Linked DNA regions of Homo sapiens: region 1 is linked to region 2. Evidence: chromatin loops called from intact Hi-C (ENCODE). Cell type or tissue: OCI-LY7. All regions are shown on one strand. Each heading gives the region's core, and the rest is flanking DNA. Links, peaks and the distances in the headings are about the cores only. Region 1 overlaps SOBP (sine oculis binding protein homolog). Region 2 overlaps SOBP (sine oculis binding protein homolog).

Region 1 (16,396 bases), core at 6,831-10,830, 110 kb after region 2:
CTGGGCTGTGCAGCACATTACACCCTCCCATGGAAAATAAAGCAGAAGGCACCGGGGTGCAGCTGCTCACTCCAGACTCTTGGAATATCCCGCTAACAGATGCTCGGAGGAAGGCCCCCTCCCCGGTGGCTACAGCTGGCCAAAGCCAGGGCCCTGGCCCGTCGGCGTCCACCACCGTCTCTCCATCTGACACTGCCAACTGCTCTGTCACTAAAATCCCCACGCCAGTGCCCAAGTCCATCCCCATCAGCGAGACTCCAAATATCCCTCCTGTCTCCGTCCAGCCACCTGCTAGCATCGGGCCTCCCCTTGGCGTCCCGCCTCGGAGCCCTCCCATGGTGATGACCAACCGCGGCCCGGTGCCGCTGCCCATCTTCATGGAGCAGCAGATCATGCAGCAGATCCGCCCGCCCTTCATCCGCGGGCCTCCGCACCATGCCTCCAACCCCAACAGCCCCCTGTCCAACCCCATGCTTCCCGGCATCGGGCCCCCGCCCGGTGGCCCCAGAAACCTGGGCCCCACTTCCAGCCCCATGCACCGGCCCATGCTATCGCCCCACATCCACCCCCCGAGCACCCCCACCATGCCCGGGAACCCCCCAGGCCTGCTGCCCCCGCCGCCTCCGGGCGCCCCGCTGCCGAGTCTTCCCTTCCCGCCAGTGAGCATGATGCCAAATGGCCCGATGCCGGTGCCCCAGATGATGAATTTCGGGCTGCCGTCGCTTGCCCCGCTGGTGCCGCCCCCGACCCTGCTCGTGCCGTACCCCGTGATCGTGCCCCTACCGGTGCCCATCCCCATCCCCATCCCTATCCCTCACGTCAGCGACTCCAAGCCCCCCAACGGGTTCTCCAGCAACGGGGAGAACTTCATTCCGAACGCCCCTGGCGACTCCGCGGCGGCGGGCGGCAAGCCAAGCGGACACTCCCTGTCCCCCCGGGACTCCAAGCAGGGCTCGTCCAAGTCCGCGGACTCGCCCCCCGGCTGCTCGGGCCAGGCCCTGAGCCTGGCGCCCACGCCCGCCGAGCATGGCCGGAGCGAGGTGGTGGACCTGACGCGGCGCGCCGGCAGCCCCCCGGGCCCCCCGGGCGCGGGCGGCCAGCTCGGCTTCCCAGGCGTGCTGCAGGGCCCGCAGGACGGCGTCATCGACCTGACCGTGGGCCACCGAGCCCGGCTGCACAACGTGATCCACCGCGCGCTGCACGCGCACGTCAAGGCGGAGCGCGAGCCGAGCGCCGCGGAGCGCAGGACCTGCGGCGGCTGCAGGGACGGCCACTGCAGCCCGCCCGCCGCCGGCGACCCAGGCCCGGGCGCCCCGGCGGGCCCCGAGGCGGCCGCGGCCTGCAACGTCATCGTGAACGGCACGCGCGGCGCCGCCGCCGAGGGCGCTAAGAGCGCGGAGCCGCCTCCCGAGCAGCCGCCGCCGCCGCCGCCGCCCGCGCCCCCCAAGAAGCTGCTGTCGCCTGAGGAACCGGCGGTGAGCGAGCTAGAGTCGGTCAAGGAGAATAACTGTGCTTCCAACTGCCACCTGGACGGGGAGGCGGCCAAAAAGCTGATGGGCGAGGAGGCCCTGGCGGGGGGCGACAAGTCAGACCCGAACCTTAATAACCCCGCGGACGAGGACCATGCCTATGCTCTGCGGATGCTGCCCAAGACCGGCTGCGTGATCCAGCCTGTGCCAAAACCCGCGGAGAAGGCTGCCATGGCACCGTGCATCATCTCCTCGCCCATGCTCAGCGCCGGGCCTGAGGACCTGGAGCCGCCGCTCAAAAGGAGGTGCCTCCGAATTAGAAATCAGAATAAGTAAAAGGTTTGTATGTCCGCCGGGCGCTCCTCCACACCAGCCAGTGCACCTCTCCTTACTTCTGACAAGGCAGAGGGGAGAGTTGTAATTATAGTCATGATTTTACCGTGTGTGTTTTATATTGCACACGGTGTGGTCACGCTATCAACATTCTGAGCCAGCAGCTCTGATGCTGAGTTGTTCAGTAGCATCATTCCCATTTTACAGCCGAGGAAACTGAGCCACAGCATGTGAGTGCCAAGCCCCGGGTCACTTACTTGAGGGGAGAGCTCAGTCTCCAACCTGTCATGAAATATTGTCTCTCCAATTACACTTTATTATCATGCTCATCTCCGTAAATCACCCTATTGGAGAAGAGGAGGATGGGGGGAGGGAGAAGAGATTAACTTGGGACACCTAAATGTGTGATCATGAGGTTGCAGGGCAGTGGTGAAATGTCCAGTGAACCCATGAGCTGGGCCACCTACTAAATAGAGCTGGTTGCCTCATTGGCAGAATGTCACCAAATTTTCTTGATAAGGACGGGATTCCATTTGTAAAGTGAGAATGAAACCTAACTCTTACATGCATATGTCAACTGAACCCAGGCCACTGAGTCCTATTTGCCTGGCAGGGTGTCTTTCCTGTTCATGGGGTCTCCTTCCTGCAGTTTGGCACCAAGCAGCATCCCCCAGGGTAGGCCTCAAGCGTCACTGACCAGCTTTGCTCTCTCCCCCTTTTGGGGCCCAGCGGCTTAGCTGATGAGTTGCTCACCTTTGCAGGTAATGGGAGGCTTCGATAGGGAAGAGGGTGGCATTGCTAAAGTGAGTGACACTGCACATCTCTGACCTCATAGACAGACTCCTGCCTAATGCCAAGTGAGCCGCCAAGAGTGAGTTAAATTTTTCAATATTGGGAAGGGGAACTAACATGTGTGCCTGTCATAGGCAGAGGTGGCCTCATTTGCTCCTCCTGCCAATTCTGGTGGAATAGGCATCATCTGTATCTCACCAAGGAGGCAGATGAAGCTTAGATACTGTGCCCGAAGCAGAGCTGGTACGTGGGGAAGCCGTATTCAACTCAGGCCTGTTGGACACAGCCCAAGCTCTCCCGTCTATCCAAGCGGGCATCAAACAGGCCAAAATTCAGTTGAGTTTATCAACTTCTTATGGAGAGGAAGAGGAGAGATGAGCATTTATTGAGCACCTAACTTGTACACTGCTCCTTCCAGGGACTAGGGAGATACAAAGGTAAATGATGGCGTGCCCCCATCTGGTGGGAGTGCAAACTCCAGGAGGAAGGAAGCGGGGGCCAGGAGAGTGGATCTCGTAAGATGAATAATTGCTCACATTTGTATGCAGGCTGTCTTCTAAGTGTTTTTCGGTAGTATTTATTTGGATCTGGGTCCATAGGACAATTATCGTCTTCATTTTATTGATGAGGAAACCAAGACAGAGACATTAAAGTAACTTGCCCAAGATTTTACCAAATTAGCAGAGTTGAGATGCAAATCCAGGCTGTCTGACTCCAGAGCTGCATTTTTTAAAAAACCACTGTAGGAGAATAGGCTAATTAGTTTCTTTATTACCCTACATACTAAAATTGTTTTACCCACCTCAGTGGGTAAAACAACCCTCAGTTGTCATAGGGGAAAGTTTCTTAAAAAACAAACAAAAACTGAGTCTACCTCCTAACTTCTCTAAGTGTTCAGACAGTTGAATTCTTGTTTCTGCAGCACCAACAAGCCTAAATTACCAACCCATTACTCCACAGTGGGAAATACAAACGTGGAGCACAGCACTTGCTGTGGTGTGTCCAGTCCCTGGTCTCTAAGTTGGGCCCCTAGCATAGCCAGGAGATTGCTTGGGAAGCACAGACCAGAGCAAGGAGACTTGTCAGTTGAGGAAGAAAGGTTTCTCAGCCACCATCGTTCGAGGTTTCCTTTTCCTCTGATGGCTTTGCCAGTAGAGGAAGAATACTAAAAATGAGTTCACCATTCCTTCTTGATTTTACATCTACAAGTTCTGCTGCCTGAAGACAGATGGCCTCAGCCTTCTCACAGTCACCTCAATTGAAAATGCCCCTGATTTCTTCACGAGAGTAATTTAATCTGGTTGACAAAGCTGTGAGTAATGGGAAGATGTGTGACAAAAAAAGTGACGGCCTTCAGAAAGTCAGAAAGCATTGGGAATTGTCACTTTAAACACATTCTAATATCACTCATTCAGGTGAGGCTGAAAAGAAGAAGAATGGGAGGGTGAGAGATTTTACTATTATACCATCATTGGAGTGAGAAGTGACCAGGTCAAGAATAGTGACACTAACATATGAGTAGCTTGGGACCAAAATAACATAAAAACATAAAATACACGATGGCTATTTGGATGATATATGTTTCTGAATAAAGAATCAGTCTTGTATGTGGACCAGAATCATTAAAAATATCAACCTGGCTCCAGCCAATTTCAGAAGATGTGGTGATGAAATTGCCCACTACCTCTTGAGATTGAAGAGTTCTTTCAATGATGGGTCCCCCAAGAAATTACAGCTTTTCTTTAAAATCAGAAATACAGAAATACTCAGGCTTTGTCAGCTACGAAAGGGTGACAAGGCAAGTGATTTAAGATGGGGGAAAAACCACCTCTCCTCCACTAAATCACATTTCCTCTTGCCCTCAGAAGTTCCGTGTCACCTCACAGCACAGTCTCAACCTGCCACAATTTACTCACATTCTCTGGCCCTTCCTGGTTTGTTTTATTTATTTATTTAGTTATTTATTATTTTTTGAGACAGAGTCTCAATCTGTCACCCAGGCTGGAGCGCAGTGGCGCGACCTTGGCTCACTGCAACCTCGGCTGCCTGGGTTCAAGTGATTCTCCTGCCTCAGCCTCCTGAGTAGCTGGGGTTATAGCCACGCGCCACGATGCCCAGCTAATCTTTGTATTTTTAGTAGAGACAGGGTTTTGCCATGTTGGCCAGGCTGGTCTCGAACTCCTGACCTCAGGTGATCCACCCACCTCGGCCTCCCAAAGTGCTGGGATTACAGGTGTGAGCCAACGTGCCCAGGCCCCTTCCTGTTTTTTTGTGCACATGTGGTGCTGTTTTTCTTCTATGCCTTCAGAAACCCAGACCGTTCATATGGTTGGGGAAATTGGAAGTGTATCCACTAAATAAAGGACCGTATGGCTTTTGTGCCCTGATGCTGAACACTGGTGACAAGTTAAAAGCCAAAGTGGAAAGTGTTACAAACCAAAAGCAAAACTCAGGCTGAGATGTGGTGGGTGAGGTGCAGGTGAATGATTTCTCCGTGTGCTTGTTGGTGATTCATTATATATTATTTCTCATATATATTCATTATATATTATATAGGATAATCTGTCAATAACTTCAGTCAGCTCTTCATTCTTCTCACTATGTCTGCCTTTTTCATACTGTAGTACTATTTTATTATTTTTATTTTATTTTATTTATTATTTTTTTGAGACAGTCTTGGTCTGTTGCCCAGGCTGGAGTGCAGTGGCACAATCTGGGCTCACTGCAACCTCTGCCTCCGGGGTTGAAGCAATTCTCCTGCCTCAGCCTCCTGAGCAGCTGGGATTACAGGCACATGCCACCATGCCCAGCTATTTTTTATATTTTTGGTAGAGATGGGGTTTCACCATGTTAGCTAGGCTGGTCTCAAACTCCTGACCTCAAGTGATCTGCCCACCTTGGTCTCCCAAAGTGTTGGGATTACAGGTGTGAGCCGCCGCTCCCAGTCTGTAGTACTGTTTAAAAAAATCATTTAAAATAGATCAAAAGCAGACCAAAGTATCTAGAAATTAGCAACCGAGGCAGCTACAGTTGTCTTCAAGGAAGTCTTATTTGCTAGTTCTTTGTAAATTATAGGGTTTTTTTTTCCCCATTTGGAAATTATTCTGTTCCTGGTTACCTGCCTTTATGCATTCTTGTGTGTTGATATGATTACAAATGATTTCAGTGGACAACTATTTTCCCCAGATGCAGAACTAATTAAGTTTAGTTGAAGATTTTAAAAGGTTGTAAACTTCCTTTGATCTTCAACTTTTAAGACTCCAAATGCCAGTTCTGCAGCTTCTGTAAGCTGGAAAAAATATCCCCCCGAATAATAAGGAAAACAATGTATAAACATTTTCCGAACTATTCTATCCACAAAGAATTCCATTTATAAATGGAATACTCCCTTCTTTGTCTTTGCCTAGGAGCTTGAGGGATAGCTGTTTGTATTTGTACATTTTCTGAATTTCTACAGTTTACACTTGTTTATGGTACATTGGGGAGTTCAGAGTAACCATTTGCAAATGTTTGAAGATATTCAAAAGAAAATATTCCCCCTCCTCAGTTTTCCAGGGAAATGACATAGACTCTTTAAGTAAAATAATCAATGGAAAAAATGTGTACAAGGAGTAACCCTTTCATCTCACTTTTCCACCTTTGTGGCTCCCAAATTTCTAAGTTTCAAAAACCAGAAAGAAAATATAAGACCCTTTTTCCTGGTCCCAATTCCATGATACTACTCCAGGCTCAGCAGGGGGGACTTGACATCTTATTTTCTCAGGGAAAGCTGGAGGAGGCACCTGTAGTTTGGCTTTTTGGAGTTTAATTATTAGTCTGGTCATGGAGCCACAGTCCTAGAAACAACTGTTCCAAGGCAAGGAGTTCACTTCATTGGGGAAGCCAAAAGGGTGGAGGTCCCAAAAAGTTTTTTGCCAATTTAGTTTCTCAAACTGAGAAGTTCAAGAGAGGAGGCTGTCTGGGAGGAGGTTGGGAAGTCAGTCCATACATTCGAAACAATACTATAGGTGCCTACTTTTAAAACAAGGAAAAGAAGGAAAACTGAGAGTGACAAAAGGAAATCAGTATGAATGGGATGTGCTCGGATCCTGTGTCAGACTTGTGCTATCTAATGGTCCAGTACTTGACTATTGGGAATATTAATTGGTGACAGTCCCTAAGTTAAGGGTTAGCTTGTCTGTTGGGATGCAGTTGGCACATATAGTTCTAGGTAGAGGTACTTCAGAGAGCCAGAAAGAAGACACCAGGTCTGTGTCATGGACACATGTGAGTGGGAGGACCTGGGAGTGTGCTTCCTGTGATCATTTCAGACTTGTAGAGGAAAGTTTTCTGGAATGAATGGTGTCAAGATTGGCCTGAGATATGTCCCAATTCAATGCTGCTGGGACCATGTTAACCCTTATGACCAGGGACTTGGAGGGAAGGTTTTAATGTACAAGCATCCAACTTTTATATATGATGTCAATCAGGTTATGATGGAATATGAAATGACATCTGTGACTGGATATTTATTACTTTCAGATGTACCCATAACCTTCCATCTTCAGCAGGACTGGGACTAGAGTGAAGCAAAGGAAGGGCTTAGGGCAGAGACTTTGAGGAGGCACCCACTCAGGGTCATGCTAGTGCAGCACTGGTCCTGGCTCTGTCTCCAGATCCATATGGCAGCTCCCTAAAGCTGGTCTCCTGGCCCCCTGGACTCGTCCCTGGATGGCCTTCAGCAACTCCCCCTGAAATTTCATGGAAAGTTTTATGTGCCTATGCACAGAGGCATTTTCATGGGAGAAGACGTCCATAGATTTTGGCTCCAGAAAAAGTATGCTCTATATCTCTGAAGGATTATCTTACCTTATTATGGAGCAATATCTGAGTTGAAATTTTTCTTGTTTCTCTGAGGAAGCTGAATTAATGGAAAGTTTCTCTTAAAACTTAGAATATATTGTTTGGCAATTTCTGCTGTGGGCCTAATATTGCAGAATCAAAGTTGGAGCTACATCATGTAGCACTTGCCTCAATAAGATTGCCTTAGTGACACAATGCAAAAGGTTACAGACTTTTCTTCAAGTTACCATTTCCCACAAGGGCCTGTGATGAAAGAAGAAAAGAGAAGCAAGAAAAGAAATAAGCTAGATACTTCCCCAGCACTTGGACCTTCAAAATTTGTACGATACAGGGAGACACTGTTCTTCTGTGGAAAGATCTTCTACTCTGCCACTGAGGCCAAGAAAGCAGAATGGCCAGAGTCAGAGAGGTGGACAGGTCGGTGAACACCAGGGCATTGATGTGGCAGTGTCTGGGAGCGCTGCCAATGCTCCCTAGCTCCCCAGTATGCCTCTTTACTTGGAGAGACTGCACTTGGAAAGAGACGCGTTCGGCCAGCTATTAACCAGCCGTTGCCCAGGAGGGCACTGGAAATCAGTTCCCTGACTGGTTTCCAATGAGTCACTCCCTTGCCAGCCTAAGCTGCTGCCTGTGCACCATGTTCAATCATTTACACCTACCTTCATGCAGACAAGTGCTGCAGAGGGGCAGAGATGTCTGAGGACCAAAATACGCTGCACCGTGGAACACTTACCTCATGTTGTGGAACACTTACCCTCACCCGAACGCCCCGCCTTTTCCAGACTTTCCTGTCTAAGAGATCGTGCCAAAGGGACGGGGGTGGCCATGCTGTTTTCTCTTACCGTGTCCTGCACAACTTATTTTGTATCCTTCCGTTGCCGTTTTAAGTGCATAGCACTTTCTATGTGGATGGATGTTAAGGCAATGCATTCTGCATGTGTAAACTTTTTCTTAGGGCCTCAAAGGGCATAAACGAAATTCATTCAGAGAAAGAAAGAAATTAGCTTTAGAAAATAAACAATTTAGCACTGGCATCGTTTAACAGGGTCCCATTCTCAAGGAAATGGGGTAAATGCCATTTCAGACACCAGCTCTGAATACTAACTGCAGAGAGTTCTTCTCCAGATTTGTGGATTTCCACAGCACAGAAAAAAAAAATAGGGTGGGGTCAGGATTGGGAACATGAGACCATCAACAGGGAGGGGAAGTACACACACATGCACAAAACTTATTTCAAGGGTCATCGAAAAGATTCTAGTGAAAAATGACTGGAGCAAAAGAAAATGACAATAACAAAAACTTGGAATTATTCTCTAATGCTTTAAAATAGTCCCAAGTGTACTACATAGTTTAAAATTGGAAATCAGTCAAGTTACCTAACTCTGCCACTCCTTGGACTGAATTAATGATCATAAGCAAAAAATGCTTGTGCAATTGTACTGTGTGGTCCAGATGTACAGCCCTGAGTAGAGAGATGGGGGCAGAGCAGACCTGGCTTTCCAGGTAGCCAAGGGGTCAGGGCTGGGGCAAATCAAAGCTTCCAGTGCTCCCAGCCTCATTCCCATCCAGATATTTGGCTGCACCAGCACTAGTTGTCTCATCATTTTCCCCTCTGAACCTCTGGTTTGTTGTCTGTCTTTGATATAGTAAGCTGTGTTTTGTTTTGGGTAAAAAGGGAAGTAAGAATGTGACTGATAGTATTTAAAGAACAAAAGGGAGAAACGCTTCATGAATTCATTTGATATGGAACATTGACCTAACATCCAAAAAAATACAACTAAAAAGTAGATCTTTCCCTCATTTGCATGGCTTATTTCCCCAGATATGTTTTTGGTATTGAAAATGAATGGTATTCCCATACAACATGTGTCTCAATTTGTAATGATATCCTCCTTGCAGCTGGCTTAGTTCTGCAAGTGTTTCTAAAATGTTACTGTCTTAAATTTGAACCAACCTACAATAACAAATTATCTAGAAGCAAAGTGGCTAAACGGCATTTGGAGAGAGAAGGGGAAACCCTATATTTCATCCTTCAACTCTTGTTTTAGAAATTCAGACTGTAACGTGATCTTTTTCTAAAGAAATCTACACACACACACTTTAAAAACTGTGCAGCTTGGGTGTTGTGGGAGCAAGAATGATCAGGTTTAAGTTTCTCTGCAAAGCTCTGCATCCCATCAACAAGCTCTTTTGATATTTTAAACCCGTATTTAGAGTAATTTCAAGATATTTGGAGCACATGTGGTTACATGTAAAACTTTGTCCTTATAATGTGTTAGATGCTCATACTTTAAATATTTATAAGCTTTTATTTATTTATTTATTTTTATTTTTTTCTGAGATGGAGTTTCACTCTGTTGCCCGGCTGGAGTGCAGTGACGCGATCTCGGCCCACTATAACCTCTGCCTTCTGGGTTCAAGCAATTCTCCTGCCTCAGCCTCCCAAGTAGCTGGGATTACAGGCGCGCACCACCATGTCCAGCTAATTTTTTTTTGTATTTTTAGTAGAGATGGGGTTTCACCCTGTTGGCTAGGATGGTCTCCATCTCTTGACCTCATCATCCACCTGTCTAGGCCTCCCAAAGTGCTGGGATTACAGGTATGAGCCACCATGCCCAGCCTTTATAAGCCATTTTTAAGTAATTTACCCAAAAGCTTTCTCCCACTAGAATACTATAATTGAGTAGTATCTGAGCATCATTATAGAAGATACAAGATGAAGTTGCTGCAGCATGCATTCACATTCTTCTTGCTTTTCTGGTTTTAATTCAAATGTCATTTTTAGTAGAATCAGCTTATTTTATTATTTTTTAAATGTATTAAAAAATCATAAACAAGATTGGTTGTCTGTGATTTAAAACAAAGAAATTCCCCAGCACTCAAAAGCTAAAGTGTTCTAACCTGAACCGTATTGAGTCCCACACGTGAGCGTGGTGGCTCACTCCTGTAATCCCAGCACATTGGGAGGCCAAGGCGGGTGGATCAGACTTAGGTCAGGAGTTCAAGACCAGCCTGGCCAACATGGGGAAACCCTGTCTCTACTAAAAATATAAAAAATTAGCTGGACATGATGGCGCATGGCTGTAGTCCCAGCTACTTGGGAGGCTGAGGCATGAGAACAGCTTGAACCTGAGAGACAGAGGTTGCAGTGAGCCGAATTCGTGCCACTGCACTCCAGCCTGGGCGACACAGTGAGACTCCATCTCAAAACAAAAAACAAACAAAAAACTTCCCATTAGAGTGTTGGATCTCAGTCTGTGTCCACATGAACTTAAAGTGTCATATTGTTCCTCTGAAATGTCTTAGGGACAATTTATTGGTGGTTGGATTGAATTCTTTACTATTTGCCTTCAGCCATCTTGGAAGCTAAGACATAGGATCCTGTCTTTATCATAGGTAGCCTGTTTGTGCACTTAATATGAAAAAGAGGAGGGGGAAACCCTTTTTCCAAACGCAGAATCCATTTAAGCTTTGGAGGTTATAAATTTCAAAGTGATCACAGGCCCCTGGGGCTCACACTCTTTTATGGCTGGCAAAATACAACTTTCTGGTAAGAATGGGGAAAAGAAGGCTTTAAAAGGCTCATAAACTTGCTTGGACATCTAATAGCTCTTACCAAACAGCATTCTCATGAGTTAAGTGTAAATGAGTCAGAAACACATAGATCAAATTTCTTTTAAAATACACATGGGTTTGAAAATTAAGGCCAAAGTGCTTGGCAAAATAAGTTTTGGTTTTATCCAAACCCAAATGTTGAAAAAATAATTCTAAGATTTGCCAAACCAAAAATACATGCAGATCTCTTCAATCCTCCCATTAAATAAGATGGCATCATAAACATGGGACTTAGTGGCTATTTTCATAATCCCCAAGGTTTAGGCAACATGGACCTTAAATATTGATTGAAAGACTATGAAAAATTTTTGGTGGAAAAACATTATAACCTTGCAAATGAAGATGAGGGCTACTGGTTCAGGGTTCTCATCCTGATTTTGACAGCACTTCTCACTGTCCGATCAGGTGATCAACTTGTCCTTTGTCTTAGCTCTGGGTGTGTGTGTGTGCATGTGTGTGTGTGGCCTATGCATAGCAATAATAACTTTTAAAATCCTATTTTTGGATTTTATAAATCCTAAATGTATACTTAATTCATATATTACAATCTGCGAAACTTAATAACTCCTCATCATATCCAAACAGAGGGAAGCAGTCCCCTTTTGCTCATTCATAGTTCAGAGATAGTCTTCATTTATTTCCCTAGAGGGTAAAACATATCCATTTTGCACTAACAATATCTAATGCTGACTTTGCTCAGGTCTGTGTTATTAAAAGATGAGAGAGAGAGAGGGAAAGAGAGAAAAGAAAAAAAGTAGGGGAGGGTGTGTGGCAGGAGTCCTTGACTTGATTTGAAGAACTAATAACCTACTGAGAGACAAAAAAAAAAGCCAAGGTCACTTTTACAAGCAACATGCAGAACCTGCAAACTGATGTGACACTGCAGACAGTAGGCTTCGCAAGAGCAGGGACCGGGTCCAGTTCACTCATTGTTGTAACCAAGTGCCTAGCACAGGGGCTGGAAGAATGAGCACACAAGTATTCAGTGATCACATGAATGAAAGCGTCTCCATAGAGGAACAGCTAATGAAGCTGCCTTGATGTAGTGCCTTCTGGTCGATGAATTCTGAATTCTGAACCTGAGGAGGGATGTGGGCTGGCGATCAGGGGTGGAGAAATGAGGGGTGAAGTAGCATGTTAAAGGGCACAGACACAGAAAAGAGCAAGCTGTATTAGGGATGACCTTCCGGTTCACTTGGCTGGAACAAAGGGCTTGACCACAGAGGGTGAGAAGCATGAGGCTGGAGGAGAGTGGGAAGGTGGTAGAACAGGAGTTTGGGGAATTTGTACTCAATACATTGGGCAACGTCACTGTGGCCTCAAGCACAAGAATGACAAGATGAAATCTGTGTTTGAGGAAAATTACTTGAGCAGCTCTTTGTAGACTGAAAGACTGACATTGCTAAAGCTGATGGTTGCATTCTGATGGCAGGCTAATTGCCAGCAGTTGATTCTAAACATTGCAGAACGTCATCGCTGGAGTGCGAGGGACATGCGCTGCCAGATCTATGGGTTAAGTATGGAAAGCCATTGTCTCTGGACAGTGAGAAGAACTTTCTTTGTGCTAAGTGGGCCTAAGGAAATGTCACAATGCACGGTGGAAGGAAATCTCACAATCAACAGACCATTCCAGGATCTAAAGAAGGAAGATGCTGGCTTGGCTCCAGATGGCCACAGAAACAGAGGCCCCACCCTTCTGACCAACCAGCAGCTCTGAGCCTTAAGCCAGCAGGGAAGGGCAGATGTGGGCTGCTGTTTCATGCATGCACAGAGGCAGGCCCTGGCTCTTGCAGCAGCGGACTTCACGAATGTGGAATGTGGAGGTTACACAGCGATGCCTAGACTGTCTGTCCTTAGACCGAAGGGCAGCAGAAAGGCTCAGGGGGCTTGCTCTATATTCCTTAGACATCTCCGGAGATTTTCTCAGCATCAGAATCAGATCCTCCCATGGCCTGCGGCTACTTTTAAGAAAGTTTGGCAACCTTTTGGATATGTCCTCTTCTCTTTTTTGACTTTCCAGGCTGTAAACCTTCAGAAGCTTCCACATGTGGTGCCAGTGGGCTCCTGGTGGTGAAGGAAGGTGGCAGTGTGGTTTAGTGGAAAAGAATATCTGCTCTGGAGTTGGGCCAGCTTGGGTTCGTATCCCAGCAGAGACACTTACCAGGTGAGGGAGAAAGGGACTTCAGCTCTCTGAGCCTCAGTCTCTATGTCATGAGTAATGAGATTGCTGTAAGAGACAGGTAAGGAAATGTATAAAGTGTGGCTCATCACAGATGCCCTAAAATGGCAGTTGCCATCCTGTTAGAAAGGATGCATTGCCTAAGGACAGAGCTTGGGGCTGGAGTGAGACCTGCCTGGGTTTGAAAACTGGCTGGGTCACTTACCAGCTGTGAGGATTTGGACAAGTTTTATAACCTCTCTGGGCCTGCATTTTCTCATTAAATAATTATAATAGCTAATATTTATTGAACACTTTCTACATGTAGGCAGTGTTTAAATGCTACATACCAACAATGCATGAGACTTAGCATTATTAAGCCCATTTTGCAGATGAAGAGACTGAGGCTTGGAGAGGTTAAGTATGCCACCCAGAGTCATGTGGCCAGTAAATGGCAGTGCTGAGATACGACTGGCAGCCTGGCTCCAGAGTTTCCATGCAAAACCACTGTCCATGGCTTATGTGTAAAAAATGAAGATAATAACCCCTACTTTGTGCAGTTATCAGCTCCAATGTAAATAACAAGTTAAAATGTCCGGGAGCTACCTGGCTCGTAGTAGATGCTTATTACAAAAATTGTCATGATAGCCCCTACAGCCCAGAACTTCTTCCCTTGGATGTGTAATGGAAAATAATGAAACACTTCCACGTTGTCAACCTCAGAGGTTAGGGAAACCATTCCAGAAATTCTCATAAAATCTCTGGTTCCACTTTTACAAGTCGAGACTGCAACAAAGAGAGCGAGTGCCCAAGGTCACAGGGTGGCGCAGCCAGGATTAGAACCTGAGTCCTCATCTGCCTTTCCTCTCGGTGGAACATGGGATCTGACCGCAGCTGCTTCAGTTACATGCCCTGTGCCAAGCACCAGAGTCATATTTTTGCCACCCACGGCATGGCTTCCTCACATCAGGAAGCCAATTCCAGAGAGAAAATAGGTTGTGCCTGAACATCTAGGGTTGAGAGGTTAAAGGGTTGCAGGAAAGCAGTTAGTAACCACACTCTCCATCATTTTTGCTGTTGGGGGAGAAATCAGTATTATAGCTCTTACATTTTGCAATGGCATTTGTACTAATATGAAGCTTTCTCCCTCCCTCTCTCTGCTAATGGGCTGGTCATAAAGAATGAATCAAGTGTGGAGAAGACTGCTTTCCCAGACCTCATCTAAATCCTAAAATCTGCCGTTGACCCACAGGTCAAAGCTACTTGCCACATGAAGCTGCTTTTTTCTCTGTATTCTTTCTCTTTTACCTAGAATGCCTCTGTTCATATAACATAGAGAAGTAACACACTTAATCTTAACACAGTAAACATCTGGCTTTTTTGTCACAGGCAGAATTTTTGGAAGGCCGCAGTCTTGAGAGTCAGGGTGGTAGAAATCAGAAAAGGACAAGGACCCTGTCCTTTCCACTGACCCCTTGAATGAGTCTCTAAATTCATCTAGGATTTAGCATCTCCCACTTTAACAGGGACACAGTGACACCTGCTCCTGTAGTCACAGTGGGGAGAGGGGAGCAGAGCTGTGGGCCAGGGGCCTGCTGAGTTCCATGAACTGACATCAGCTAGTTCGTGTGTTGGATGAGACTTGATGAAAATGTGTGGTTTTTTTTTTTTCTTATGAAAAACTTTTCAGAGTTCTTGTTTGCAAATGCAGGGTGTTAGGCCATGTATGTCTCTAAGGCACTATACAGCTCTGACATTGTGACCCTGCCACCCTACTGTCAGGGCAAAGAAGGGGGGAGATGGAACATAGGCTAGGGGTCAGCTCTCCCAGCGGGAGGGGGAAACTTGACTTTGGGGTTCTAGAAGCTGGACTTCCATCCACCTTTTCCTATTTCTGGCAACCCTTCCTGGCAAAGTTATTCATCTGTAAAATGGAGATAGTAATAAATATTTCAGTAGCATTGCTGTTTGCTTCCAAGTGAAATAAGTATATAAAAATGCCTGGTGCTGTATTTGATGTAAATTAGGTGTGCAATAAAATTTGACTCCTAGTCTGGGCACAGCGGCTCATGCCTGTAATCTCAGGACTTTGGAAGGCTGAGGTGGGAGGATCATGAGCCCAGGAGTTTGAGACCCCATCTCTACAAAAAATTTAAAAATTAACTGGGCATGCCTGTAGACCCAGCTACTCAGGAGGCTGAGGCCCAGGAGTTTGAGGCTGCAGTGAGCTATGATCATGCAGCTGTCCTCCAGCCTGGGTGACAGAGCAAGACCTTGCCCCGCCCCCACTACCAAAAAAAAAAAAAAAAAAAAAAAAAAACCATCAGGAGCCATGGCTCATGCCTGTAATCCCAGCACTTTGCAAGGCCTAGAGGCCAAGACAGGAGGATCACTTGAGCCCAAGAATTTGAGACCAGTCTGGGCAACACAGGGAGACCCCATTTCTACAAAAAATCAGAAAAAAATTAGCCAGGCTTGGTGGTACATGCCTGTGGTCCCAGCTACTTGGGAGGCTGAGATCACTTGAGCCCAAGAGGTTGAGGCTGCAGTGAGCCATGATGGTGCCACTGCACTCCAACCTGGGTGACAGAGCAAGACCCTGTCTCAAAAAAAAAAAGAAAACTCCTTTCATTGAAGACATAAACCACAATGGGAAGTACTTAGTTCTGAAAGCCAGGGCATAGGACCTAGGCTCTTGTTCAAAATTTCCTGCAGAACAGCTCTATCATGTAATTCTTCTTTATTCTATTTTTCTTTTTTGGGAGTGAACAGAGCCATCTGCTATAGTGTGTTTGTTAAAAAAAAAAAAAAGAAGAAGAAAGAAAAAAGAAAACTACACTGTTAGTCATGAATCCCTCCATGGTTTTGGAAGAGGGCCTACCAGAGACCTGGTCATTTGGTTTGCTTAAACTTCCAGGTTCTGGAAAGAACTTAGTAAAGAGGATCCATTGTCCAAGGTGAAGATAAGGACTTACTTAAGTGAGTGCACAAGAAGGGGCTCCGTAGTTCTGGGTTCTTCGCCCCTCAGAAACTTTTAGAGGTCAGCAAGAAATAGCAATGACCACTTATAAGAAAAAACAGACTGCTCTCCCCTAACCCATAGAACCAGCAAAGGAAAACAACATTTTCATTTGTAAAATGAAGACTTAAAGATAGAGTTATCCCAGTAGGGAGTCTTACATGGTTG
Region 2 (16,396 bases), core at 6,568-10,567:
TCCTTTGGCTGCCCTCAGGTTGCCCTAGCTCTTTCCAAGGCTAGAGATTAGCTAAGTAATATGTCCCAACTCTCCCATCTTTGCCTCTCTACCTTTCTCATTGGAACCCTATCCTCAGCCCTTCTTCCCATTCCTTGTAAAAACATATTCTTCAGAAAGAATCATTCATTTCAAAGCATAAATCATTACTTACAAGTATATATTGAGCCTCCTTGCTTTCAGGGAATTGGTGTTTTAATGGTTCATAAGAAACATTTAGCCAAAGAAATGACCTTCTAGTGGTAGAATTTAATCTTAGTGAGCAGCTGAAGGATAATTTTTTGAAGCTAGGATATTCTTATTGGCACCCTTGAAATTACAGAGGTAGGGGGGTCTCCCATTTCAACCACATGGAAAGCCAGTCTTATCCATGTTCTGCTGTGAGCCCTGCTCCTTAGAAAAGAGAAGGCTGACAAGAGTATTGCTTGCCTGTGGGTAGAATAACTGCTTGAGATCCACATATTATTGGGCCTGTCTTATCATTTAATGTTTAAGTAGCACTTGCTGGTGCGAGTTATACAGAATGTTTGCAGCAAATCCATGTCTCATAGTCATAAAGAAGTAAAGGCTTGCACCGTGGGCCTTTAACTTGTTTTTTGAAAATCAATCAACAAATATTGATTAACACTTCAGCTGTCTCCTCAAAGACATTTTGACCTTTTTGATTTCATTTTCTTTGTCTATTGTTGTGTCACTGAGCAATGTGCTGTGTAAGTTGCAAAATGTGTGACAGCTTTTAGTCCTTTTTGTGGAGAGAGGTCTGTGAGGATGGTTTATAATCTTACTGCTTAGAAAAGCTGTGGTCTCTAAGGTGTAGTGGTCAAGAGCTTGGGCTCTGGAATCAGATGGCCTGGTCCTCAGTAAGGCTCTGATATGTACTTATTGTGTGATTAGGAGCAAATTACTTAACATATAAACTCACTTTCCCCATTTGCACAATGGAGATTAATGTTAGTAACTGCCTGGTTGGTGGTGGTTGTGAAAAAGATTAAATAACATTGAAATGAGCCGTGCATTGTGCGGGCACCTGCGAAGTACTGCTATCATTATGTTCTTTGTGGTTTAGTGGTCCCAGTTTTCTCTGGGTCTCCTTGTATGTTCACTCCTAGAACACAGGGAATTGTACAGAAACTCCTGGTGGACTCTGTAGAAACTTTAAGTTAGATTGCTTTAAAGTGTTTGGAATTGAATTATTTCAAAAAGGAATTTCTTTTTTGCAGAAGTTATAAAGAAAGCAAACTTCAGTTTCTTGCCTGCTTTCCAGGCCTTGACTTTATTCTGTTTTTAAATATAGCTGCTGCAACAAGTAGATTGACACAGTGCAGCCCGGCCATGGGCCATTTCATGTCATTTCATGGCATGGGGAACACACAGGAGTCTCCTCAGACTGCCTTGTAACTTGTCTCAAATATAATCCAGGTCTTTCATTGATTATCTGGATGTGTGCATTCTAGGAACTGTTGGAGGAGATAGATGTCCCAGCAAATACTTTCGGAATTTCCCCTCAGTCTTGGACTCCCATGAAAGTTACAAAGGGGTGGTAAATCTACAGTTTAATTGCCTGGAGTCCATTAATGCCCTACTGATTTTCTTTGGGCACTGGTCAGGTAAGTTAGTATACATGTTTATAGCCAATTTAAATGCCCCAAGAAGATCACTGACCAATGGCCATCCTTATTTTTAAAAGTCACCAGATAAGGCAATTTCTCAAACAACTTCAGCAGGGCATTCCAGAAATGCTTGATCTCATACTTCTCTGCACTATAATAAATACAATTTTGATTTCATCTTGGAGTAATCTGAACTTCTGGGATGTAAAGTAGAAAAATGTTCTATAGCTCTTGGAACATTAGATTGGAAAGAAAATGCCTTAAACATTCTGCTTAATTAAATTCGGTACAAATTTTTCATGATTAATTGAAATATGCTTATTTTGACTGATACATATTTATATGATATTATCATATGAAAATTATGTTATACAAACCGTTCTCTTTGGGAATGTGATTTAATGCTGTAAACATTTTACATTTGTTGTATTGTTTATTATAAAAATGCACAGGCTGATGGCTGTAAGGTAATGTCATGTAAAAATCTGTTATGTGAATCTTCTCTGAGGTAATCTCAAGTCTCTAATGGCACAGACCGTTAGCCAAAATGTAAGACAGGTAATTAGGTTTTCCCTAGCTTGAAGAAATATTTTTTTAAGTAGAAAAAAAAATTTAAAGCAGATCAAGTTAGAAAAGTTAAAGTGCTGAAACCTTCTATTTTGCCATTGTAAAGCATGCATTTCATTTCCATGTTTATTGTAAAGCATGCATTTCATTTCCGTGTTTCAGGTAGAAAGAGATGCAGGGTTGAAGTGGACTGATCCTTTTGACTTTAACCACTTAAGAAGTGTTCACTTTTCTAGGGGTGCAGTCATAAGATGGGGACACCATCTCATGTCTGATGACAGAATTTTGAACTATAGTTTGGCTGACAATATTAATTTAGATAATCACAGTTCTTTATTAGTTTCTAAAATCTGTTACTAATATAAAAGACTTTTATAAATCTAGAATGCCTGAAATACCGGAAAATGTTTTTTAAATTTTTTGAATAACCCAATTATCAGACTGTTCTTTGGATCATTAGCTGCTGATAACAGTTTAATACTAGAAAAGGAGAAATCTGATGGGCTTTTCCCAAAGCATATACCTTTATGAAATGGAGTTGTATGAAAAACTGCGGGGAGCGTTGACTTATTTAACAAGGCAGATGCTAACCATCATTCTAGAAGTTTTTCCAGCAGCCAGATATAAAAGTGCACAATGTATTTGGTCTCATGTCATATTGTTGCTTTGTAGTAAGAATGATTTATAAGAAATAATCTGTTTTAAAATTCTACCTTTTTGTTCGTTTATTTGTTAGGTCCTTTGTAAGAAAGTATTCTTGCCTCCCTTTAAAAAATGACAAGTGGGTCTGTCTGGTGATGATGGATTGAAGCTTGAGAAAGACCCCGGAGCTGCCCTTTGGCCTCAAGCATCATTCCTTCAGGCCAGGTCCAAGCTGCAAGCTAAGCGCCTGGCCTTGTGAATAGCTTTGCACTCTATTCTTTCTCATCTCAGTGTTGGTCCATTATAGCTGAAGATCTAGGACTTAAACAGTTTTATGCTTTGTTTCCCAAATCAGATTATTTAAAGGAAGAAATAATGAGGGGGACCTAATGCATGTTCTAAAATGGCTCCTTGGGAAGTGGGGTCTCCTCATTAAACTGTGAGGCCAGGTGATTTCCCGCATAAATTTTTTTCCTTACAGATTTCACCAGAATCAAGCTTACTGCCAGTGGATAATTTATGAGAATTCTGCTGTATCTTCTTTTTCAGGAATTTAAGATTTTAAAGTATCTTATCAATTGGGAAAAATAGAAACTATTAGTTGCTATCTAGTTTAGTAAAGATAGGTGAATATTTTAAAATATATGCTATTTCTAATCTAAGAAAACTGCTCCATACACCAAGGTAAATTATAAAGCTTTGCTAATTTTTCATACCATGTAAAATGTTCATATGTAGAGAGATGCCATATTAGAGATCATGTAAAATATAAATAAAAGCTTGCTTTTATTTATTTATTTTTAAATTTTTTTTGTTAAGGATATTCCTGAAATATCAAAAAGCTTGCTTTGAATAGAACAAATTATTAAATACAGTAATTGTTTGACATTTGATTTCATATTATACCATTTAAAGAAAGTTATCAAAAATGTTGGACTGACATCAAAGGTCATTTTTTATACTATCTCACTTGATAACAATAGATCACAATATGTAATTTGTGAAATACTAAAAGGTCATTAAAATGGCAATATTTATTCCATTGAGGTAAATAAAATGCTGCATATAGTTCTGAGTGGTGATACTCAGGGGGAAAAAAGCCATATCTCTGCACTACAAATTAGTTTGCTTCTAATTTTGCAGGCTGATGACCACACTGCCTCAAACCAAATCTTTTCCCTGGAAATGAAATGATTGCATGACAAACTCTATGAACCCTGAATATGTCAACAACTCGTGGACCAGGCCTTGCTTAGCAATTAGTCTTTGGGGGATTTTATCCAGAAATCAGACAACACTATACGAGTGCTTGTTGGGGATTTTATGATTACCATTCATGTCTGGAGCATGAATGTGGGTTAATAAAAAAAAAATTCCATAAAGGAAGAAGAGATGTGGCAATCAGTCTCTCTCTCTCTCACACACACACACACACACACACACACACACCACACACACACACACACAGTCACTATCAATTGGGAGGACAGAGAAAACTCAAGATGTAGCAAAAGCCGTTAAGAGGCAACAAGGAAATATTACTTAGGTGTCTACTTAAAGTTTCCTTTTATTCACCCCCACCCACCCCTCAGAGGCCAGTTTTTCCCAGACCTGAATATCACCATCATAATGTTTGTCATAACTTCTGACCACCTGCACTATGACTTACTGAATATATTTTACTAATTGACTCACTTTAAAATCCTTTGTTTTAAGCAGTAGTATTTGTGATATCATGGGCTCATTATGCTAGTTAAATTTGTTTTCTTCTCATACAAAGGAAAAGAAATACAATTTAAATAATGGAAATATTTGCAAACCACCTAAATTCATTCTGAGCAACCCCATGACATGACATGAGGGGCTGGGAGGACCACCAATCTGGCTGAGAATGATCTGGCATTCCCATTACCATCCCTCCATCCAGGGCCCAGGAACCACATCACATGGAGGAGAATTTCAATCAGGCCTGCATCTCCCTTAGGACACCAGTGCCGGAAGGCTGCATTGTCAGAGTCTGTTCAGCGAGCCAGGCTTGTCCCTTTCCGTTGCCAGAATCTGGCCACGCACATCTTTCCTTTTTGACTAAACGTGTTGCTTGGGAATTATTACATTGCAAGAATAAACAATAGCACATATCATTTAACAGTAATAGGGAACAGGCCATGGTTGAGCCTGGCGTCTGGTCAAGGTTCACATGAGGGTGTTCCATTTGTAAGTTAGCACCCTACAAATTGTCCCACCCAGTGCAGATCCTGCAGGCTTTCACAGGACCTTTGAAGAAATGGGTTATTTTACAAGCTTCGTTAGTGCTGGGGCTGGTTTAACTAGGCAGATGAAGCTTTTTTTTTTTTTTTTTTAAACCAGGCTAAGAAGCCCTAGGAGCCCTTGTGGCTCTGCAGTCATGCTCTGGTTTTTAAGTAAATGTCTTTTGGAAACTTAGGAGCCAAAAAAAAAAAAAAAAAAAAAAAAAGAGAGAGAGAAAGAGAGAGAGAGAGAGAAAGAAAAAGCACTTCTTCTCCAAGGTCCAGAAACTAAAATCAGGCCCAGGTAGCTCTGTCAGGTTCAGGGTGTGTCTAAATTTGAAGGGATGTTTGCTTCTGATATGAACATTTTTCTTATACTTTTATTATAGAAGATGATGTGTCAAATGTACAAATAATGTGTGCCTGGTGCCAGAAAGTGGGAATCAAGCGCTATTCCCTGAGTATGGGAAGTGAGGTGAAAAGCTTCTGCAGCGAGAAGTGCTTTGCGGCCTGCCGACGAGCCTACTTCAAGAGAAATAAGGTAAGAGCACCGGAGAGAGAGGCGGCCCCCCACAGGCCTCACCAGCCCACACGCGCATGTGCCTCATAGCTTCTAGCGGAAAACACTGCGCACCTTTTACTTTTATATTTTTATTCTCTCTGTTTTGTTGATTCCCCTTTTGTGTCATGCTTAACCTTTTGGAATAAGGAATCCCCTTCTAATGTGTTTCTCTTGGCTTAGTGTTTGTGTTCTGAGAGGGTGAATGAATCTGATGAGGACACTGTGATCACAGCTGGTATCCTCATGGCCAGTGTCTTTCCAGCAGTAGAGTGCAGACTGCACTCTGAGTACATGAAAGATAAGTGGTAGATATTTCTTTAAAAAGCCAAGTAATTAGCCACAAAAGCATGGCCAGAAAGTTTTAGCCCACTTAGTTTAATTCTTGTACCCAGTGGAAATACTGCTATTGCTCTTTTCAAAATCTGGCCCACGAGTTCTTGTCAAGAAAAATGTCAAGTCTCTCTTGACATCTTATGTTAAAGCTGATTGATATTGAGAAAAGATGAAATCATGAATACGTGAAACAACATTGCTCACACAGCCAAGCATTTGTGAGGAGCGTGGTGGGTAAACACAGGAACAGCCATCGTTAGAATTTTTTTTGGTTTTGTTTTGAAGACATCCCAGGTCTGAAAATGTCCTTTTTGAATAGTGTTAGCCACCATGGATGGGAAATGGAATGCATGATGTTTTTACAATCACACGCACATGCACACAACTATTTTCTGAATCCTTAAAGAACTGCTGTAGCCTTTGCCACCAACTACTGCGGTAACTTGCTAGTCCTCAATTATTTTCCATTGATATGTAAAGCTTCCTTAATTCATAAAATCTTTACTAAAATTGTCCACATTTTGTTGTTTCCATTTCTATAATACAAGATCCAAATCTGTTCTTCTTGAAGCAAACAATTATTATTTTTCCAAAAGTGTGATATTTGCAATCCTGAAATGCTAATTATGGGCTCACTGCATTGCAGGCACTGTTGCAGCAAATTATCTCCTGAAAATTTGGGTCACATTCATTCTGCCAAAAAACATAATGCCAAAAGAATTAGGCTGCAGAATTCAGCAGGGTGGAATTTTAGTAGCAGTCTCTAAGAGTTAGGCTCATAATCTTCACTGAAACAGAGAGGCAAGTAAGGAAATTGTTTGGAATTCTTTTGGGACTGTCAGCAGTCAAGTTCACTTTCCCCTGGGAGGAGCCAGTGAATCTGGGGAGGAGGGTGGGAAGAATGATGCACGGGAGACACGTTTTGTTTTAATATAGGGGGATTAAAATGATCTCTGAGACCCCGGGGCTCCCGTTTTGAATGCCGAGCACTGGAGTAACAAACCCAGGAGTGGGCCCAGTGCTTTCTTCTTCAAAGCCCTACTTACCACAACAAAATACTTTGCATTCCAATCCAGAAGATGGCTATAGAACAGGGCTTTTTGTCTTTCTATAATTCTGAAGGGTTATGGGTCTGAATCTTGATGGGCTGCCTGTAGGGACTAAAATCAAGCAAGATGGATTTGTCACAATCCTGGTGATACATGTTATATTTTGCAAACTGTATTTTATAGTGAGCCTTTGAAGAAAGACACCTGATTCCATTTGGAAAAACACTCCAGAATACCATATCTATATCTATATTGTTTACATCATTATAAAGTTTAAGGTCAAACTGAATTTAAACTTTCATAGGGTACATTTTTGAAAAATGGATAACTGGGAGCGAGGATAGGAATTAGCATTTGAAATACTTACAGCAGGTAAAGTCAGCAGTGGGAGGAGGACCATCACATTTCACTTTCTACCAGGCGTTATTGGGATATGTCTTTGAACATCTTGCTAAACCTGGAAGTTGCAGCAGTTTGGTGTTTAGCCAGTGACTTTGCCAGCTGATCCCAGTTGTCTGTTAGTGTACAAACAATTCCTCCCTTCTCTGCAGTCTTCATCCTTCCTTATATATCCCAAAGCTCTGATGTGCTATGCCTTCTTGTGTGTGTGTGTGTGTGTGTGTGTTTTTTTTTTTTCCAAATAGAGAAATAAACTAGTCTATCATTTGTTGGCTTCTTTTTTTTTAATTTTAAAGAGTGTTATCTCTGTTACAATATTATATTGTCTTACAATAAACATGTACAGCTGCTGCATTTCTGTTAACTGATAGGATTTTGTGGTCATTTCATTTAGGGCTTGGGTTTCCTAATGGATTGTATTAGATACCAGTCTCCATCCTGCCATTTCTAAGAACTGCTTGTAATAAGCCCCTGGGTGTTCCGTACTGAAGACAATAGCAAATAGCTACTTCTCCTCTTGTATCATTTAACAAAGTCCTTAGTCCTTGTTAATTAAATTGTGGACTTTCTTAATCTTAGAAAAAGGGCAAAATTCTTCCCATTCCTACATAACAGATTTTTTTTCTGGCTAAATTCTACCTTTTTTAAGTTTTGAGAAGTGGATAGAAAACAGAGTGAATAATGTGTGTGTGTGCAGAACAGAATTTTGCCTTAGGTATAGTGTAGACTTAAAAAAACATAAAATTAACTGTGCTGTAAATTATGCTTTATGACAGCCCGCTTCTTGCTGGATAGCATGGTGGGATCTAAAAATGGTCTCTAAGTTGAACCCAAATTGCATGCATAACTTTACAAAGAAAAATCCTAGTAGAAAAGGTAGCTAATTAGGAGCAGTATTCAGCTGACCTCTGTTTTGTGTCTGAGCAACACCTGCATTTGTGAATGTAAATTGGACAGCTGTGCTTGTGGTCTCTGTGCATTTCTCTTCACACACGCTTGGGTGTAGAGTCAGGAATTGATTTGCTGCTGAAAACAAGGACAAAAATAACCCAACTCTCAAAATGATGGCCCACTGAAAATGGGCTCTTGAAATTTCTTTTGCCTCTCAATCCTTCATTTCTTTTTGGGTTTCTGTGTTTGTTTAATGGGGCGGGTTGAAAGTGTCACATACATCTCTCACAGACTGTCACTATGCAATAAGGTGGGATGGATTGAAGCCAGGTTAACCTATATAGTATATAGGTTATATTTTTAACTGAATTTAAATTTTTATTTGAAGAGTTGTCTGGATTGCTACGAATATTAGGCTTTCTTCAAAATACTTCTACTCAACACTGCCAGGAGAGGACCATGAATCACAGCTGTATTCACTTAAGGACTCTAACTACTAGTTTACACATTTCAGAATGTTGGCTCTAGGAAGTGGATAGTGTTAATTCATAATATATTTTGTAGGGTCCTTATCCCCGAAGGCTTATTTGCTGGCTTAAAAGTTTTTGAAACAGCGGGTAAGAAAAATACTTATGTAGTCTGTGGGCATTGTATGGACAATGGGATGTCAATCTCATTATTTCATGTATTGGAGACTTTTCAGGGAACTAATAGCTCACTCTTTTCCCAGCCCATTTTTGGACTTGAGAGCATTTCTGTCCTTGTAATTCATCTAGGAATTGGAAAGTTGCAGAGACTCCTTAGTGATTTTGCACTCTTGTGAAAACATTTAGTCCAACTTGCTAACACCAGTTTTACTTTGCATAGTAATGCACACGTAAAAATACTCTTTCCTAAGGGAGTAATGTCTTGTAACCATTATCCCTCTAAAAAGGAGTAACAAACAAGACCACAAATGTTAGTCACTTCCAAATGGCCTGTGTTTGATCTCTTTCCTTTTACATGGGAAATATCTTATTGTCCAAACTAATATCCAAAAATCAAGAAGGAAATTAAAAGTCAAGACAAATGGCTACTGCAGGCAATGTAAAGGATGATTATTTACTTTTCTTGTTCGGATCTCAAGTTTTTAGTGTTCTTTATGGATTCGGAATGTTGATAATTTACAAGTAAACACAAATTCCTAAGAGCACCAAAGTTTTGCTTCCTTGTTCTAGTTTTTTAATAATTTGAAAGGCCGGGCGCCATGGCTCATGCCTGTAATCCCAGCACTTTGGGAGGTGGAGGTAGGAGGATTGCTTGAGCCCAGGAGTTGAAGACCAACCTGAGCAATAGCGCGAGACCCTGTCTCTACAAAACATACAAAAATTAGCTGGCTGTGATGGTGCTCACCTGTAGTCCCAGTTACTCAGGAGGCTGAGGTGGGAGGATTGCTTAGCCCAGGAGGCTGGGGCTGCAGTGAGCCATGACTGTGCCATTGTACTCCTTCCTGGGCAACAGAGCAAGACCCTATCTCAAAAAAAAAAAAAAAAAAGATCGAAATACTTCTTCAATATCATGATATTGTGGTTCCCCAGCAGATCACAGTGGGAAGAAACCAATGTGGCTCAGAGATGAGGATAAGGATGCATTAAAAAGAAAAAGATGATATAGACAGAAACAACATTTGCAAATGATGCCATTAAGATTTCCTAACAATCATTATAATAATAACATAAATAATTCAAGGAGGAGAATATTCTGTTATTGGCATTTCTTTTACTTTCAGACTATATTCTTGGTTATACAGCGATCTCTTCTTAGAAGACATTTCTTTTGGAAGAACCCATCTCTAATTAGCATGTATCATCATGTTATTTGGAGTTATATTTTATTTAGACATAGTCTATTTGTCTTTTTATTAAAGTTGAATATATCCTGGGAAAGATTTCTCAGTTTCAGACTTAATTATAGAACCAAGTAGTACAGAAGAAATGTGTAACAATTGCCCTGTTAATCTAGTGATTAACCTGTCTACTCTTTTTCCTTTAAATACCTGCAAGATTTAATTTGCAAAATGGCTATCATTCATGAAGGCTTGGAGAAGGACATTAAGAAATTACTTGCAATTAATGTCCCCTGACCACCTGAAGCTCAGGCCACATACTTGCTTTTGCCAGTTGCTGGCAAATATCTTTGGCCCACCAGTAAATGCACCTGGGGAGCCCCAGGGTTCTTCCTGTGGATTCCCCTTGGTTTTAACAGCCACCAGTGAGCCTCCTGAATCTGTCCAGCTGCACCCTGGCCTGCAGGATGATTGCTTGGTTTTGCAGTGTTCCTTAGTACTGTACTATAAGCCTATTCACTGCCTCATGTGTATAGTGGCTTCTCCTCCCAGGGTTTTAGTCTGCAGGCCAGTGGCTGAGCTCCCTTTTGGTCATAGCAAACGGGTGTTCTCAGAAAGCTCTGGGGAAAAGAACAACAAACCCAAGTGTTTCTTATTGTCTTGTATTTTGAAATACAGAATGGAATATTGATGAGCTGCTGCAAATGAGAGGCTGGAAAAAGCAATCACAGAGGAGGGGTAAACGTCAGTCCTTGGAAACACATTTGGGAGTAGGGTTAGAGCAGGAAGGTTCTGGCTAGTGAAGTAAAGTGTAGGTCCGTTTAAAGTGACACACAGGCTCTTGAGGAGAGCTAGAAAGTGTTCCAAGGCAGAGGTTCTGCAGACAGGGTGGGACATAGTACTCTAGAAAGCCATCAGAAGCTTGGGGAGAGGTATGTGACCTCATGTTCACCAAAACACTTGAAAACCACTTGAGAAACTCTGGTCTAAGGGATACCTGGAACACAGCATGGGGCAAGTAGGTTTGTACTGAAAGGAACAGCAACCACTTCTAGTTTTTAATGAGCCACATGTTGTGAGACTGTGAAGGAAACAGCAATAATTCTAACCCATTAGCCAGAATGGACATCAGTTTCTGAATAACATTAGATATTTTAAATTAAATGTGAAGAGTTGATGAAAACTCGAAATAGCTTCAAGCCCCAGTCTGTGTTCAACATTTTTCAGTGAGCGGAAGGAAGAGAGGGAGTTTTTCATAAATCAGAATCCGGTCACCTGGGGATCAATACACAGTGCTATTGACATATATGCTGGAATGTTAATTTTCAGACATAGTACATCTCTGGCCATCCTTCTGGTGAAGGCTAATGCTGTTCACTTAAATCAAGTTTTTTCTCATCGGAACTGCCGGTAATTATCCAATCCATCTAAAAGGCACGCTCCCTTTTAACATTAACCACAGTGTCAGATTGCATCAGCCACATTGTGTTCTGGTGACTGCTTCTGCAGAGTGATGAATGTGCGTGTTTGGAGTTCATAGTCCGACTGTCTGTTTGGGCAGTGGGCAGTTCAGTGAAACAAATGATCAGGAAGGGATCTATTTATTTGGGACGAACATTCTCCTTATTGATCCAGTCACTTACATTTCCAACTCTCTCACCTTGCCACTAACAGTGTTCAGCTTTATCTGAAGAATGAGCGTTTAAAGAATTATCTTACAGGTCATTTTGATGTGATTCTCTGATCATAAGCTGCATTCAGCACAAAGTTACTCTTTGTGCCTGACTTAAAAAGGAAGGTGTTGTGAGACTTTATTAATAAAAAACAGAGGAGGGAGAAGGTTCTGAGAGTGCTTGGTGAACTGTCCTGAGAAACCAAGAGATAATGATTATTCTTTTTCCTGGAATAGTAGTTATACTCTGTTGATTCAGTGCTTTGTTAAAAATGTTAAGTATCTGAATAAGTGCAGGCATAAAAGGGCAGGTGGCTTGCCTTGAGATATTTTAAGGTAGTAGATTAAGTCCTGAATTTTTCTTGTACACCTTTGCAATGTCTGGTCACAATGCCTAGTATAGTCGAGAGGCCCCATGGGGGATCCAAGCTATAGGCATGCCTGTGATTATCTTAATTTCTCCTCCATTTCAATACCTCTGGATAGCTTATGTACACATAAACAGAAGTGTGAACTGGCCAAGCCATATGTAATTCTTTGTTCCTCGGGCTCTTTGCTCTTTGTTTATATTATCACAGATTAGAATGGAATAAAGAAAATCTTGCTACAGATGGTCACTTCATTTCTGTCCCAGCAGTTGAGACTGAGAATGGGAAATTCCCTATGTTACAATCCACTCTTAGGGTGGCTGTGCACACAGTGGAATCTAATGTCTACTGACAGACTGCCTTTGGAGGTTACAAACATCAGTCTATTGCATTCTCTGTAAACACAGGCTGTGGGCCAGAGCTGGGCTCTGCTACAAGCTCTGTGAGGCAGATCAATGGTTTAATGAATCCATAAAGATGCTTGAACTCTGCTGCAATTTACTGAGCACTCTAGTTAAATGAAACTCCTGTAGTCTTTAACAAAGATAGTGATAATCGATGGCTGGGGATGGAAGTCCATGTCCAGCAGTCACAACCTCCCAGAAGTTGTGTTGTCTCATTGCTAACAGAGGTTTAGTCACATTCAGTTTCTGAGGCTCACTGTGTCTATGTTGATATTTGCTCAATGTTTGAGAGCTGAATTTGGCCCAGAAATGACATAATCTTAGTAATGTTGCTTCTGTGAGGACTATTTTTAAACTATGGAATATTATTTAAAATAAATTTCTTTAAAGTGACAAGATTAAGCTCAAGAATTATATTTGTTCTAACAGGTAGTGTCTTTGTAAGTCATCCCCATGATGAAAAGTAAATAGCGGAATAAAATCCATTCCTGATTAAGTCCTCAAAATGTCAAATTGCATAGTGTTGGAGAGCCCTGATTAATTTTTCCATGGTAAAATATTCCTCATTAGTTTGCTGTGGTTGAGGGTTAACCACTCCTATTATAAATTCAGACATTAATGTATTTTCTGCTTAATTCATCTTCGAATAGAGGAAAATATAGTTAGTAGATATGAATTTTGTACTTCCAAATGTGCTTTGGAAACATTATACTGATTTATGAGAGAGCTTTGGAGGCATGTAGGATAATTCCTTCATAAATATGTTGAAATGTATTTAAAGGTATTTAACCACCTTTGATCGTAGAAAAACAAGTGCCTTGACTTTGAAATGATTATTTTTCCATCGAAATAGTAGAAGTTATGACGTAATTCAAAGATTTTGCATCTGATTTTTGTCACAGAAACTTAAACTTTCTTAATGTTTAACTTTCTTGATTAGCTAATTAGCATTAATTAATCCCACTCCCACTCCAATAACTATATTTTGGAGGCTCAATGGGTAATAGGAATTTTGAGATATTATGACTGCAAATTTTCACTGGCCTTTTGCCAGACATTCCATGGTAAAGCAGTGATTTTTATGTGGATCTCATAAATGATATGTTATCTTATAATCTGTTTTGATAGAATGATTTCATATCATTTAAAATATGGTGAGCATTTTTATGACTGCACATCTAAATCTTTGTTATAAGGAGAATCTTTGAAGGATGTGACACTTTCTGTGATAAACTGTAGGATTGTATGTTTCATAAGTGGAGCAATATAAATTGATAACAAAGAAAAAGGGGAATTTGCCCGACAGGAGATAAGTACCTCCCTACAGCTTTTTGTTTTTAGCCACACTTAAAAAAAAAACTTGTTATTTAATCATCCATTCATTCTTTAAAAAATAAAATAAAAAGATATATTGAGCCTGTATACGGCACTAAGCATGTTTTAGTCTTGGTGGGTAGACTTTTGAACAAGAGAAAAAGTCCCTGTCTTAAAGGGACTTACACTCTAGCGGGGGAGATAGATGATATATACAGGCTTAAACATATCTTTGTAATATGATTTCAGGTAGGAAAAAGTGCTATAATAAAAAGCAGAGTGAGGGAGAGGGCTAGTGAAGGGCTGCTGTTTCATATCTGAGGATCACAGGAGTTATTTTTGAGGAGGTGACGTGTGCTGGGGACAGAAGGAAGTGACGGAGCTAGTTGTGTGTGAGGAGCTGGCAGCAGAGTGTCCTGTGGAGAAGGGGGAGTAAGTGAGAAACAGAGGTCCTCAGGCAGGAACAGTCTTGGCATTTTTGAACAGCAGCAAGAAGTACAGATGTCTGGAGCGGAATGATCAAGGTGGTGAGAAGCCAAATGACGTAGGCTGGAGAGGCAGTAGTTTGGAGTTCATTCTAAGTGTGATGGCAGCTATTGGAAGCTGTTGAGCAGGATGGGTGATATGATCTGATTTTTGTTGTTGATTGGGCCTCTGTGACGGAAGTAACACATTCAGGATCCCGTATGCAAGGGGGATTTGAAGAGTAAGAAAGGCAACAGCATTCACATCAAAGTTGGGTGTGTCTGGCAATAGAAAACTAAAAATATCTTATTCACTGAATTATTCATTAGTAGTTATGAAACATTTCCCAGTAGCAAAAGTGTATTGAACCAATTTAGTTTTTTGTGTGTGTGGTTTTGTTTTTTTGTGTGTTTTGTTTTTTTTTTGGGCAAGGTGTGGGAGGAAAGGCACCAGGGAGGGATGCTGTTGGGTAAGTGTTCTGACACAGCGATTTTCTTTCTGTAGGGCAGGTGGGGCTTGTCCCCAACCCGGTAGAGAGGTTAGGGCCTCAGAAGGCAAGCTCCATACAGAATCTAACTCTTGCTCTGAGAGACCTACAGCATCCACGGGCCTTCTCAAGCTCTAGCCTTAGAGGTAGCATTATGGTAAAGAGATGGTAATCTTGAAGGGACCATCTTTGGGTAAAGGGATTATTTTGATGTCAGCTTTATTCTGAGAGTAGGTATAGTCTGGTGATTACTTGTAGGGTGTGTCAGGATTTTTAATACAAGTAACAGAAGACCTCAACAATAAAAGATATCATTTGGAGTTATAAAGTCCCAAGCTAGTATGTACTTTGGGGCAGGTTGATTCAGCAGCACAGTGGTCTTATCACAGTCCCGTTTCTTTCCATCTCTGTATTCTTCCATGTAGAGTGTTGGCCACATTTCATGGCAAGCTCCCCAGTGGTCATGGGACAGCTGCTAGCAGCAATCAGGGCTACACACTTTCTTGTTGACATCCTCTGGAATGAGTCTCTGGCCTAGCATTCCAAAAAAAGAGTCTTGAAATTCATACTCATTGTCTATGCTTACATTACATGCTCATACCTGAATTGGGAGGGTGGGCTATGACGAGAGAGAGCAATGGAATGTCTAGCATGAGCCAATCAGGGCTTCCCTCTGAAATTCAGGTTGAGCTCATTTTCCTCTGAAGCCCATGGGCAGCATGGGGAGGGGTAGCTACCAGAATGAAAGTCAGGGAACTGTTAGGGAGGGGACCAGAGTGATGGCTGATGGGAGATGCAAGCAAATGCCCTCTAGAGAGAAAGAGAGATGATCTCCTGAGGTTAATTCATGAGGCTGAATTCTTTACACGATGGATGTGTCATGCCTGTCTACCCTTGACATGTGGGAGAAATAATCCAAAGTGGATTGAAAGATAAAAATGTGGTTAGCCGTCATCATAGGGTCCTTAGATGAACCACCTCTTCTACCCAGCACCAGCTGTTTTGAGAAACCTGATTATTAGAACATTGGCTCTAGTATCAGGACTGATGTGATCACTATTTCCACTCTTTTCAGACTTTAGAACATGAGATTGCACAGAACTAAAACAAAGGGATTGTGGTTAGCTGTTATTCCCATTTATAAATAGGAACAGTGGTGCCATTACAGCAGCAGATAGCTCAGAATATAGTTTCCTCAGTGTAAGTGGCCTAGGAGAGGCTGGCCAAGGACTGTATTGGATGTGGGGAGCTAGATGCTTTGGAGTAGAAGTCTGATGGGATGAGGCTGCTGTTACCCATCAAGAGTTAACTCGTCCACACATTGAAGCTACTATCTTTGTGGCTGAAAACTGTGTCTGCTAAACAGAAGGAAAAGAGAAGTGTTCAGAAGAATTGTGACACAGTCTGAGGCTAAATGCTTCAAGTTCAGGTGGCCAAAGGAGTAGAAGTCTTGAAGACTGCAGCTTTCACCATTATTAATTAATCTATTTATTTATGCATTCAACAAATATTTGTTGAACAGT

Evidence for each region. A loop is a pair of places that touch in the nucleus more often than their neighbours do. Peaks named below come from ENCODE experiments on the same cell type or tissue, not always from the same donor. Only the 100,000 strongest peaks of a DNase experiment are listed, where the experiment ranks them.
Region 1: it touches region 2 in a loop (2.4-fold over the local background); 2 of 110 quality-filtered maps call a loop at or near these places.

What each region holds. Positions count from the first base shown.
Region 1 is chr6:107,633,662-107,650,057 of GRCh38, forward strand. SOBP (sine oculis binding protein homolog) reads left to right here. Exons shown (of 7, transcript NM_018013.4): 6 at 1-1,808. The coding sequence ends at 1,805. Among named protein-coding and RNA genes, the nearest start is that of SOBP, 150 kb to the left of the region's middle. In OCI-LY7, for the core only: no CTCF peak of the experiment used is centred there; a DNase peak (open chromatin) is centred at 9,150; H3K4me3 peaks cover 1,111 bases; H3K27ac peaks cover 2,804 bases.
Region 2 is chr6:107,527,966-107,544,361 of GRCh38, forward strand. It overlaps SOBP (sine oculis binding protein homolog), which reads left to right. Exons shown (of 7, transcript NM_018013.4): 4 at 5,494-5,645. Among named protein-coding and RNA genes, the nearest start is that of SOBP, 46 kb to the left of the region's middle. In OCI-LY7, for the core only: CTCF peaks have their summits at 8,523 and 8,722; DNase peaks (open chromatin) are centred at 7,916 and 8,416; H3K4me3 peaks cover 2,513 bases; H3K27ac peaks cover 4,000 bases.